Regions from separate parts of the Homo sapiens genome. Here region 2 is linked to region 1. The links are chromatin contacts, found by Hi-C or POLR2A ChIA-PET in ENCODE. All regions are on one chromosome and are shown on one strand. Each heading gives the region's core, a stretch centred on a gene start or an enhancer-like site at or near the end of the contact. The rest is flanking DNA. Distances are from core to core; before and after follow the strand shown.

The links. A loop is a pair of places that touch in the nucleus more often than their neighbours do. ChIA-PET counts read pairs that join two places held with the same protein, here RNA polymerase II (POLR2A). Pooled maps may share reads with other maps.
Region 2: a pooled map shows a loop between it and region 1 (1.9-fold over the local background). The contact joins the enhancer-like site here to the promoter of LTB in region 1. A Hi-C loop is called at or near these places in 2 of 50 pooled maps. POLR2A ChIA-PET finds 5 or more read pairs at or near these places in 6 of 52 experiments (CD4-positive, alpha-beta memory T cell, GM12878, activated B cell and 3 more).

Annotation. Positions count from the first base shown.
Region 1 is chr6:31,579,677-31,586,014 of GRCh38, reverse strand. LTB (lymphotoxin beta) reads left to right here and starts at 3,591. Exons shown (of 4, transcript NM_002341.2): 1 at 3,591-3,759; 2 at 4,156-4,201; 3 at 4,385-4,456; 4 at 4,852-5,457. The coding sequence starts at 3,598. The coding sequence ends at 5,306. RefSeq lists an enhancer at 3,237-3,991.
Region 2 is chr6:31,785,726-31,791,355 of GRCh38, reverse strand. VARS1 (valyl-tRNA synthetase 1) reads left to right here. Exons shown (of 30, transcript NM_006295.3): 9 at 5,623-5,630. Among named protein-coding and RNA genes, the nearest start is that of VARS1, 7.2 kb to the left of the region's middle. RefSeq lists a silencer at 1-6. Within about 2 kb of position 1,780, at least 3 of the 41 ENCODE cell types and tissues checked have a DNase peak (open chromatin) inside an H3K27ac peak, as active enhancers do; they include GM12878, where a contact is called at or near this core.

The DNA of each region.
Region 1 (6,338 bases), core at 2,342-4,841:
AACTCTTCTCTATTACCTCTTACACTGCATCTGTTGAGACCTCTTGATCTTGGCATATGTCTGTGGACACATGTACCCTGCTCCAGTTCAGACTGGGAGCTCTGGCATATTTGGTGTTCTGGTGACCCACTTGGTGTTCTGCAGCTCTATGCAGCAGGCTGCTTGGCTGTCTGATTAACAAACATGAGAGTTAAAGGCAGCCATACTAGATCTACATGAGCCCTGTGGATAGATCAAGGACAGAAAGTTGGTGACAAGTTGGTGACAGGAAAGGAGGTGTGGGCAATACAGGTGGACTTCCTGTAGGAGGCAGCATTCTGGCATTGAACACAGAACTAAGTAAAGGCAGCGGCCTGAGGCTCTCTGGAGAGACCTGGGTGAAGGCTTCTTAGTGGCACTGTGATGGAGAAGGAGATGGGTGCTGGAGGATTGCACACCCACTCCTTGAGGAGGGTGAAGACTGGGGAGCGCCTGTAAGGCAAGGGGTGAGGAGGAGATGTGGTGCCTGGGTGGGTCCATATTAATTTGCGTTTCCCCTTCCAAATTCAAGAACCTTCTACTTCCTCCCCCACCCTTCTCCCCATCCTCCATGTTCCCCATGCTGAATAATATTCAGGGTTTTTTGTTTGTTTGTTTTGTTTTTTTTACATTTTATTATTAAAAAGTGCAAACATAGGGTGAAATGAGAATAATTGTACAGTGAACATATTCTTACCACCTAGATGCTACTATTAACATTTTTTGTTTTGTTTTGTTTTTGAGATGGGGTCTCACTCTGTCACTCAGCCTGAAGTGCAGTGGTGAAATCATAGCTCACTGCAGCCTTGAATTCCTGGGCTCAGAGGTCCTCCCACCTTAGCCTTCTGAGTAGCTAGGACTACAGACACCAGCTACCACATGAGGCTTTGTAGAAATGGGGTCTTACTATGTTGCCCAGGCTGATTTTGAACTCCTGGTCTCAAGCAATCTTTCCACCTTAGCCTTCCAAAGTGCTGGAATTACAGGAGTGGGCCACTGCACCTGGCTCTATTAACATTTTTTATTTGCTTTATCACATATTTATCAATCCATCTCACTTTTAAATATCTTTTAAAATTACAAATATCAGTACATTTTACATCTAAACCCTTCAGAAGCTTAACATTGACTGGAGTTCAGTATTTATTTCCCCATTTCTTTTCTGGCCTGAGGAAGGCAAATTTTACATACAAATCTCAAGTCAGTACTCTTTTTTTTTTTTGAGACGGAGTCTTGCTCTGTTGCCCAGGCTGGAGTCCAGTGGTGTGATCTTGGCTCACTGCAACCTCTGCCTTCTGGGTACAAGCGATTCTCCTGTCTCAGCCTCCCAAGTAGCTGGGACTACAGGTTTGTGCCACCATATCCAGCTAATTTTTGTATTTTTAATGGAGAAGGGGTTTCACCATGTTGGCCAGGCTGGTCTCAAACTCTTGACCTCAAGTGATCCACCTGCCTTGGTCTCCTAAAGTGCTGGGATTATAGGTGTGAGCCATCTCGCCTGGCCTAATACTGTTTTGTTTGTTTGTTTTTGTTTTTAAGACAGAGTCTTGTTCTTGTCACCCAGGCTGGAGTGCAATGGCATGATTTCGGCTCACTGCAACTTCCGCCTCCTGGGTTCAAGTGATTCTCCTGCCTCAGCCTCCCAAGTAGCTGGAATTAAAGGTGCCTACCACCACGCCCCGCTAATTTTTATATTTTTAGTAGAGATGGGGTTTCACCATGTTGATCAGGCTGCTCTCGAGCTCCTTACCTCAGATGATCCACCTTCCTTGGCCTCCCAAAGTGCTGGTATTATAGGCAAGAGCCACTGCGCCCAGCCCCAGTATTCAGTTTTTAAACTGTCTTGTTATCAAGGCTCTGGAGCCAGATGCCTGGGTTCAAATTCTGGTTCTGCCACTGACTCTGTGAGCTCCATAAGTTTCTTAACCTCTCTGTACCTCAGTTTCCTCTTAGGGTTTTTGTCAGGATTATAATTATTGGCTGGGCATGATGGCTCATGCTTGTAATCCCAGCACTTTAGGAGGCCAACACGGGCAGATCACGTGAGTCCAGGAGTTTGAGCCCAGCCTGGGCAATGTGGCAAAAATCCATCTCTACAAAAAATGCAAAAATTAGCTGGGCATGGTGGCATGTGCCTATAGTCCCAGCTATTCAGGAGGCTGAGGTAGGTGAATCCATAGATCCTGGGAGGTCAAGGCTGCAGTGAGCCATGATCCTGCCATTGCATTCCAGTCTGGGTGACATAGCGAGACCCTGTCTCAAAAAAAAAAATTATTAAAGTGTGTAAATCAGTGGCATAAACATGTTAAGTGCATTTTGTGGGTCAGCTATATTATTATTAGTATTACGGAAACACATAGAGATGTTACCAAGAAGGGGAGATGATTGGAGCCACTTCCAGCTTCCTTGGACCTGGTCTTTCTTCCCTTGACTCTTTTTTTTTTTTTTTTTTTTTTTTTGAGAGAGAGAGTCTCAGCCTGTTGCCCAGGCTGGAGTGCAATGGTGCAATCTTGGCTCACTGCAACCTCTGCCTCCCAGGTTTAAGTGATTCTCCTGCCTCAGCCTCCTGTGTAGCTGGAATTACAGGCGCGTGCCACCACGCCCGGCTAACTTTTTGTATCTTTAGTAGAGACAGGGTTTCACCATGTTGGCCAGGCTGGTCTCGAACTCCTGACCTCAAGTGATCCACCTGCCTCAGCCTCCCAAAGTGTTGGGATTACAGGTGTAAGCCACTACCCCGGCTACTCCCTTGACTCTTAACCACTCATGCTGCCTACATCTACCATTCATGTGGTCCTTGCTGCTTTGTTTTGGTTATTCCTGCATTTATTTGTCCTTTTATTCATTTATGTATAAACATTTAGTAAGCACCTACTAATGGATAGGGCTCATTGTAGACTTGGAAGCTCTCTGAGGGTGGGAGTATGCCTCGTCCATCTGTCTTTACTTTTTGTAGCAAGGGAGGTAAAGCTCCATTTCCATCCCTCCTTAGTGAGTCAGTAGTCAGTGGTGAGGCTAAGGCTTACCTCTCCCTTTCTCACTCAGCACAGGGGGCTGGAGATGAGCAAGGGAACGGGAGGAGGTCAGCCCAGTATGGGAATCAGTTCTTCTCAGGGAACCCAGACATCCATCCCTCAAGATTCCAGTCCTTGTCCTAGTCCGGCCCTTGACCTCAGAGACGGGATCAGCTCTTCCTCCAGCACCTACCTTGAGGGTATAGAAGAATGCAAACCACATTGGAAACCTGGAGATCTGTGTTCTCATTTCAGCTCTGCTGACTGGCTTCCTGCAAGCTACCTTCCCTCCCTGGGCCTCAGTTTCTCTCTCTGCTGAGCCAGAAGATGTCTAAAGACCCCTTTGGTTCCACCCTGAGAGCCTGTCTCCCTAACCTCAACTTCTTCCCCAGTTCAGAGAACCCAGGCATCCAGCTGCCCCACCCCAGCTCTGGGTAAACAGGAAGCTGGGTGAGGGGAGCAGGGGTGTGCGGAAAGTCCCAGCCAGGTGTGCAGGTCTACAGGGAGGGGGTGGGCCCGTCCCTGAGGTATGAAAGCCCCCTGCTCTGGCTCTGGTTCAGTCTCAATGGGGGCACTGGGGCTGGAGGGCAGGGGTGGGAGGCTCCAGGGGAGGGGTTCCCTCCTGCTAGCTGTGGCAGGAGCCACTTCTCTGGTGACCTTGTTGCTGGCGGTGCCTATCACTGTCCTGGCTGTGCTGGCCTTAGTGCCCCAGGATCAGGGAGGACTGGTGAGTGGCTGCAACAGGCCCTGGTGGAGAGTTGTATCTTGCGGATGCTTGGCTCCCTCTGGTTGTGCCTGTGGTCTTTTGCCCCCTCTGGCTCAGCTGGCTCGGCTGTCCCTGGTGGGGATGTCTTGTCTCTTTGCTGACTCTCTTTCCATGTTCCTGTGATGTTGTGCTTGTGTCCCGACATAAGCCCCTTGTGTCTCCTCTCCTCTTCCCGAGGTACATCTGTTTCTCCGCCCAAGTACCTATGCCTTGCTTGTTCTCCCTTCTAAGGAGGTGTGTGTTGGGGATGGTGCTGGTAGGAGAAACCCCAGGCCTGCAGCTTGGGTCCACTTTCAGAGGGGTAGGGGTGACATGAGCTGAATCTGAACTCTGGGCACTGTGACCCCACCCAACCAGGTAACGGAGACGGCCGACCCCGGGGCACAGGCCCAGCAAGGACTGGGTAAGAGCAGACTGTCTCTCCTTCCCCGCTTCAGACCCTCAGGGGCTCCCAGCTCCCTGCTGCGTCCCCAGATACCTCTTCCTCTAGGAATCCAGGCTCCCCATCCCTGCGCCCTGTTCTCTCAAGGGTAGCCTGCATGGGTGGCTGCCCTGCCCCCAATCGTGGACTCTTTGCCCCTTCCAGGGTTTCAGAAGCTGCCAGAGGAGGAGCCAGAAACAGATCTCAGCCCCGGGCTCCCAGCTGCCCACCTCATAGGTAAGGACCTCCAAGACCTGAATAAGAGTGTAAATAATCCGAAGGTTCCAGTTCTGCTCGCCCAGAGTCCTTCGGCTCCATGATTCCAGTGCTCGGTTTCCCACCCGCTTCACGACCTTTTGTCGCTCGTGCCCACTCTTACGCTCGTCCCCGCAGTGTAGTTTCTTCTTCCCTCCGGTGCAAGCAAAAGCCGGCCTGGAGGTCCCCACTACAGCGTTCTGCACCCCACATCCGTGTTCCCTCGGCCCCCAACTCGCACTCATCCCAGAAACAGCACCATCCCTCCTCCCCCGGCCCGGCTCGGCTCCCGCAGGGGCTAAAAGCCGCCACTTCCCCAGAAGTCCCAAGCCTTTAGGATCGCATTCCCAAGAGCGCGTCGGCCCGTGTCTCCGCAGGCGCTCCGCTGAAGGGGCAGGGGCTAGGCTGGGAGACGACGAAGGAACAGGCGTTTCTGACGAGCGGGACGCAGTTCTCGGACGCCGAGGGGCTGGCGCTCCCGCAGGACGGCCTCTATTACCTCTACTGTCTCGTCGGCTACCGGGGCCGGGCGCCCCCTGGCGGCGGGGACCCCCAGGGCCGCTCGGTCACGCTGCGCAGCTCTCTGTACCGGGCGGGGGGCGCCTACGGGCCGGGCACTCCCGAGCTGCTGCTCGAGGGCGCCGAGACGGTGACTCCAGTGCTGGACCCGGCCAGGAGACAAGGGTACGGGCCTCTCTGGTACACGAGCGTGGGGTTCGGCGGCCTGGTGCAGCTCCGGAGGGGCGAGAGGGTGTACGTCAACATCAGTCACCCCGATATGGTGGACTTCGCGAGAGGGAAGACCTTCTTTGGGGCCGTGATGGTGGGGTGAGGGAATATGAGTGCGTGGTGCGAGTGCGTGAATATTGGGGGCCCGGACGCCCAGGACCCCATGGCAGTGGGAAAAATGTAGGAGACTGTTTGGAAATTGATTTTGAACCTGATGAAAATAAAGAATGGAAAGCTTCAGTGCTGCCGATAAAGATGCTGAGTTGCGACACACGTCTTAATTCAGGGTGGGTGCACGGGTGCGGGTTAAATATTCTCAGTACTCTTCTGGTTGCTTGAAACAATTCATCACAACACAGTGTATGGCCTTTGCTCCTAGGGATGATGGTCTGCCTGTCCCACCCCCTCCCTGCCTCTGAATGGCCAGGCCCCACCATTAGCCCAGTTGGAGGGTGGGAGGAAGGGGGACTTCTCAAACTCCGAAGCTTCTCTAGGCATCCTGATTTTCAGGGCCACATGGTCCCAACCAGACTCTGCACCATACTCTTTTCTCTTGGGTACCCCCCAACAGTGAGAGGGGTCATTACAGAGCCCAGCAAGCACCACTCAGAAAGGCCCAGCAGCAGAGTAAGCCCCTATCATGACAGAGGAATGAAGCCTGGAGGGGCCCCGCACTTCTCCCCCTAGAGCTGCCTGAAGGCCTCTCTGTCTCCTACCCGACAGTCAACTCTTCTCCTCCAAGGAGCTTAATTCAAGGCTCATGGGGTCTGAAGGGAGGAGGCTGAAGGAGAAAGAAGGGGAGAATATTAGAGAGAGATGGGGATGGCAGGAAGGAGCCTGTGGTGCCTGAAAACACCAGGAAGTTCTGGGGAGGAGGAAAAACCGATGCCCCACTTAGGGTGTCCCATTTAGGGTGAGACGGAAAATCCTCACCTTTTTTTCACACTTTAGGTCCCCCTTCCCAAAAGTGAGTAAGTGTGGGTGCTTCTGGGATGAGTAACAGTGTCCCCCATTACTTCATGGCTGACTTTCAGCCACAGGCTGGAGGAGGCAGAGGGTGACCCAAGGCCCTATCTAGGTCACCCCAATGGGTCACCCTACCCCCTCAGCCTACCACATGGTTTTCTCCTGCCTG
Region 2 (5,630 bases), core at 531-3,030, 210 kb before region 1:
AATTTTTTGTAAAGATGAGTTTTCACTTTGTTGCTCAGTCTGGTCTCCAACTCCTGGCTCAAGTGATTCTCCTGTCTCAGACTCCCAGAGTGCTGGGATTATAGGTGTGAGGCACCACACCCAGTCTCTCCCTTCTTTTTCTAGTAACAATAACATTATTTTGAATTTAATTAGGAACATATGAATATATATATTTTTTTTTGGGGGGACAGAGTCTTGTTCTGTTGCCCAGGCCGGAGTGCAGTGACGCCATCTCGGCTCATGGCAACCGCTGCCTCCTGGGTTCAAGTGATTCTCCTGCCTCAGCCTCCCAAGTAGCTGGGATTACAGGAATGCGCCACCACAACTGACCAAAATATATGAATATATTCTTGTAAGAAATTTAAAGTTTCAAATCTCCTTGACCATCCCCCTCCACACCTACTTCCTCCTAAGATTTAGCCATTGTTATCACTTTGATGTGTATCTTCCCAGATCTTTCCTATTTACTTACATATACACGTACCCATAGAAATTTATAGTTCTCCTTTTGGGTGAGTCTTTTCTATTTTTTAACATAAAGGGTTCATATTACACTTGTTATGATCTAGCTTTCTTCTTACACTTAATACTTTCTCTTGGAGATCTTTCCTTGTCCTTACACACATACCACACATACTGACTTCCTTCTTTTTAATTGTTCCATAATATCTCATAGTGTGGCTGTACCATAGTGAAGTCATTCTTTTTTTTTTTTTTTTTTTTTTTTTTTTTGAGACAGAGTTTCACTCTTTTTGCTCAGGCTGGAGTACAGTGGCATGATCTCGGCTCACCGCAACCTCCACCTCCTAGGTTCAAGCGATTCTCTTGCCTCAGCCTCCCAAGTAGCTGGCATTACAGGCACCTGCCACCGCGCCTGGCTAATTTTTGTATTTTTAGTAGAGATGGGGTTTCACCATGTTGGCCAGGCTGGTCTCAAACTCCTGACCTCAGGTGATCTGCCTGCCTCGGCCTCCCAAAGTGCTGGGATTACAGGCGTGAGCCACTGCTCCCGGCCTGGAGTCACTTTTTAATTAATGATTCATTCTGTTTTTTGTTTTTTGTTTTTTTTCTGTTGAAAACCTTACTCTAATGCACATCCCTGTATATCAAGTTTGTCCAACCTGCAGCCTGTGGGCCACATGCGGCCCAGGACGGCTTTGAATGCAGCCTAACACAAATTTGTAAACTTTGTTTAAACATTTAAGAATTTTTTTGCGATTTTTTTTTTTTAGCTCATCAGCTATCGTTAGTGTTAGTGTATTTTTTTAAATTTATTTTTATTATTTATTTATTTATTTATTTTTTGAGACGGGTCTTGCACTGTCACCCAGGCTGGAGTGCAGTGGCACAGTCTCGGCTCACTGCAAGCTCCAAACTCCGCCTCCCACGTTAACGCCATTCTCCTGCCTCAGCCTCCCAAGTAGCTAGGACTACAGGTGCCCACCACCACGCCCGGCTAATTTTTTTTTTGTATTTTTAGTAGAGACGGGGTTTCACCATGTTAGCCAGGATGGTCTCGATCTCCTGACCTCGTGATCCGCCCGCCTCGGACTCCCAAAGTGCTGGGATTACAGGCGTGAGCCACTGCTCCCAGCCAGTGTTAGTGTATTTTATCTGTGGCCCAAGACAATTCTTCCATGTGGCCCAGGGAAGCCAAAAGATTGGATACCCCTGCTCTATATGCTTGCTGAAGCATGTGTGGAAGGGTTTCGCTGGTGTAGCTATCAAGAAGTGAAACTGCTAGGTCGGCAGGGGCACACCTATATTAAGTACAAACGGAAGCTGCCAAGTTGCCCTGCAGAATGGCTTTGCTGATTGATACCTCCAGGAATTGCTGTGAGAGTGTTCATTTCCCCACCCTTGCTAAGCCTGAGCATTAGGGTTGCCTAATTAGTTTTGCCAATCTGATGGGCAAAAAAATACCTCTGTTGTTTTACTTTGTACCTTTCTGATTGCTATTGAAGTTGTGCCTATTTTCATGTTTTTTGGCCAGTCAGGTTTACCCATATGTGAATTGTCTGTATCTATCTTTTCCCCGTTTTTCTATTGATTCTTCGTTCTTTTTCTTTTTAATTTTTTTTTTGAGAATTCTTTACCTGTTCTGGGTATCAATTTTTTTGTTAAATATTGTAAATGTTTTTGTTGTATTATTGTGTGGTAGTTTTCCTGTTAATTGTAAATGTTTCTCCTGTTTTCTGTTACTATTTGTTTTCACTGTTAATATTTTAATTAGTGATAAATACAAAGTAATATTCTAGGTGACAAATCTTTTTAAAAAGTATTTTAAAATAACTTTACCATTTTTGGAAACCAGGGTTTATTATATTTAAATTTTGAGAATTTTTTCTGGTGTCTTATGTACTAAATTAATGTGGTCAAAAAATATTTACTGGGCCCAACTATGTGCCACCTCTGCTCTGAGCACTGGGAATATAATGTTTGATTGTGCATTTTGCAAGTAACTGAGAGCTAGGAAAACAGTTATATGTTTTATTTTTTTATTTTTATTATTATTATTATTATTTTGAGACAGAGTCTCTCTCTGTCGCCCAGGCTGGAGTGCGGTGGCGCAATCTTGGCTCACTGCAAGCTCTGCTTCCCAGGTTCACAGCATACTCCTGCCTCAGCCTCCTGAGTAGCTGGGACTACAGGCGCCCGCCACCACGCCTGGCTAATTTTTTGTATTTTTTTTAGTAGAGACAGGGTTTCACCCTGTCGGCCAGGATGGTCTCGATCTCTTGACCTCATGATCTGCTCACCTCGGCCTCCCAAAGTGCTGGGATTACAGGCGTGACCCACCGCGCCTGGCCTGTTTTTTTTTTTGTTTTTTTTGTTTTTTTGAGACAGAGTCTCTCTCGGTTTCCCAGGCTGGAGTGCAGTGATGCGCGCTTACTGCAACCTCTGCCTCCTGAGCTCAAGCGATTCTCCTGCCTCAGCCTTCTGAGTAGCTGGGATTACAGGCGCATGCCACCACACCTGGCTAATTTTTGTATTTTTAGTAGAGACGGGGTTTCACCATGTTGGTCAGGCTTGTTTCGAGCTCCTGACCTTGTGATCCTCCCGCTTCGGTCTCCCAAAGTGCTAGGATGACAGGCATGAGCCACTTCGTCCAGCCAACAGTTCTGTTAAATACACATAACATACAATGGCCAAGTTGTTTGCGTTTGTGTTTGCGTTTTTGTTTTTTCAATTTTTCAATTTTTTTTTTTTCTTTGGAAATGGGGTCTTGCTCTGTCACCCAGGCTGGAGTGCAGTGGCGCAGTCTCTGCTCACTGCAAGCTCCTCCTCCCAGGTTCACACCATTCTCCTGCCTCAGCCTCCTGAGTAGCTGGGACTATAGGAGCCCACCACCACGCCTGGCTAATTTTTTTTGTATTTTTAGTAGAGACGGGGTTTCACCGTGTTAGCCAAGATGGTCTCGATCTCCTGACCTCGTGATTCGCGTACCTCGGCGTCCCAAAGTGCTGGGATTATAGGCGTGAGCCACCACGCCCGGCCCTGTTTTTCAATTTTTTAATAAAATCAAGAGAGGGTCTCGCTATGTTGCCCAGGCTGGTCTTGAACTTCTGGGCTCAAGCAATCCTCCTGCCTCAGTCTCCCAAAGTGCTGGGACTACAGGCATGAACCACCATACCTGGCCTCCAAGTTTGTTTACATGAAAACAGAATGACTACTTTTTTTTTTTTAATTGAGACAGAGTCTCGCTCTGTCGCCCAGGCTGGAGTGCAGTGACGCGATCTCGTCTCACTGCAACCTCAACCACTTGGGTTCAAGCGATTCTTGTGTCTCAGTCTCCTGAGTAGCTGGGACTACAGGCACGCACCACCACGCCCAGCTAATTCTTTTGCATTTTTAGTAGACAGAGTTTTGCCATGTTGGCCAAGCTGGTCTTGAACTCCTAACCTGAAGTAAGCCGCCTGCCTCGGCCTCCCAAAGTGCTGGGATTACAGGTGTGAGCCACTGTGCCTGGCCACATACTTCTTATAAAACTCTTAAGGTAGCCACATTTTTTTTCCAGTGAACGTGGTTTAAATAAAATGTGAGACACTCCCATTACTTTAATGGAATAGAGTTATATCAACTTTTTATTTTTATTTATTTGTTTATTTATTTATTTTTGAGACAGAGTCTCTCTCACTGTGTTGGCCAGATTGGAGTGCATCGGCATGATCACAGCACAATCATAGCTTGGTGCAGCCTCAACCTCAGCCACCCAAGTAGCTGGGAACAAAGGTGCACGCCACCATGCCTGGCTTTTTTTTTTTTTTTTTTGCAGAGACTAGGTCTCACTATGTTGCCCAGGCTAGTCTGCAACTCCTGGGCTCAAGCAGTCCTCTCACCTTGGCCTCCCAAAGTGTTGGGGTTATAGGCTTGAGCCACTGTGCCTGGCTTGAATTCTTTAATCTATCTAAAGTTTCTTTTTGTGACTATTGGTAAGGGGGAGATTTTTTCCAAATAATTAGCTAGTTGTTTCAAACATTTTGAATAGTTTATCCTTATTTTACTGATAGGAAGTGCCAACTTTCACAAACACTAAATTTGCTTGTATCTGTTTCCAGGTACTATTTTGTTCCTGTTTAGTAACTTATTTTAACAATTAGAACTTTTGCTATCCTGTTTGGCAGGAGCCTCCTCTTCGTTCTTTTTTTTTTTTTTTTTTTTTTTTTTTGAGACAGAGTCTCACTCTGTCATCCGGGCTGGAGTGCAGTGGCACAATTTCAACTCACTGCAACCTCCCCCTCCCAGCTTCAAGCGATTCTCGTGCTTCAGCCTCCCAAGTAGCTGGGATTACAGGTATGCACCACCATCCTGGCTAATTTTTATATTTTTGGTAGAGACAGGGTCTTGCCATGTTGGTCAGGCTGGTCTCGAACTCCTGTCCTCAAGTGATCCACTCGCCTTGGCCTCCCAAAGTCCTGGGGTTACAGGTGTGAGCCACCACGCATGCCTGTCTTTGTTCTTTTTCCATATTGCCTTGGCTCTTCCTTCAAATCTTTTCTCCTTGACTAGCTTTAGAATCACAAGGGTTCCAGCTCCACCCCTGCTTCTTTCTTTTTTTTTTTGTTTGTTTTTTGGAGACGGAGTCTCACTCTGTCACCCAGGCTGGAGTGCAATGGCATGATCCCAGCTTGCTGCAACCTCTGCTTCCCGGGTTCAAGCAATTCTCCTGCCTCAGCCTTCCAAGTAGCTGGGATTACAGGCACATGCCACCACGCCCAGCTAATTTTGTATTTTTAATACAGACAGGGTTTTACCATATTGGCCAGGCTTATCTTGAAGTCCCCACCTCAGGTGATCCACCCACCTCGGCTTCCCAAAGTGCTGGGATTACAGGCGCATGCCACCATGCCCAGCTAATTTTGTATTTTTAGTAGAGACGGGGTTTTACCATGTTGGCCAGGCTCATCTCGAACTCCCCCACCTGAGGTGATCCACCCACCTCAGCCTCCCAAAGTTCTGGGATTACAGGCGTGAGCCACCGCGTCCGGCCTCCCTGCTTCTTTATTTAGTCCACTGACTCCTTGCCTGAAGCCTCTGCTTTCTTTGGTGCCAGGCCCCACTGGCCTGGCTCACCCTCTGGTCCTCCATGCCCCCTAACAGGCACCGCA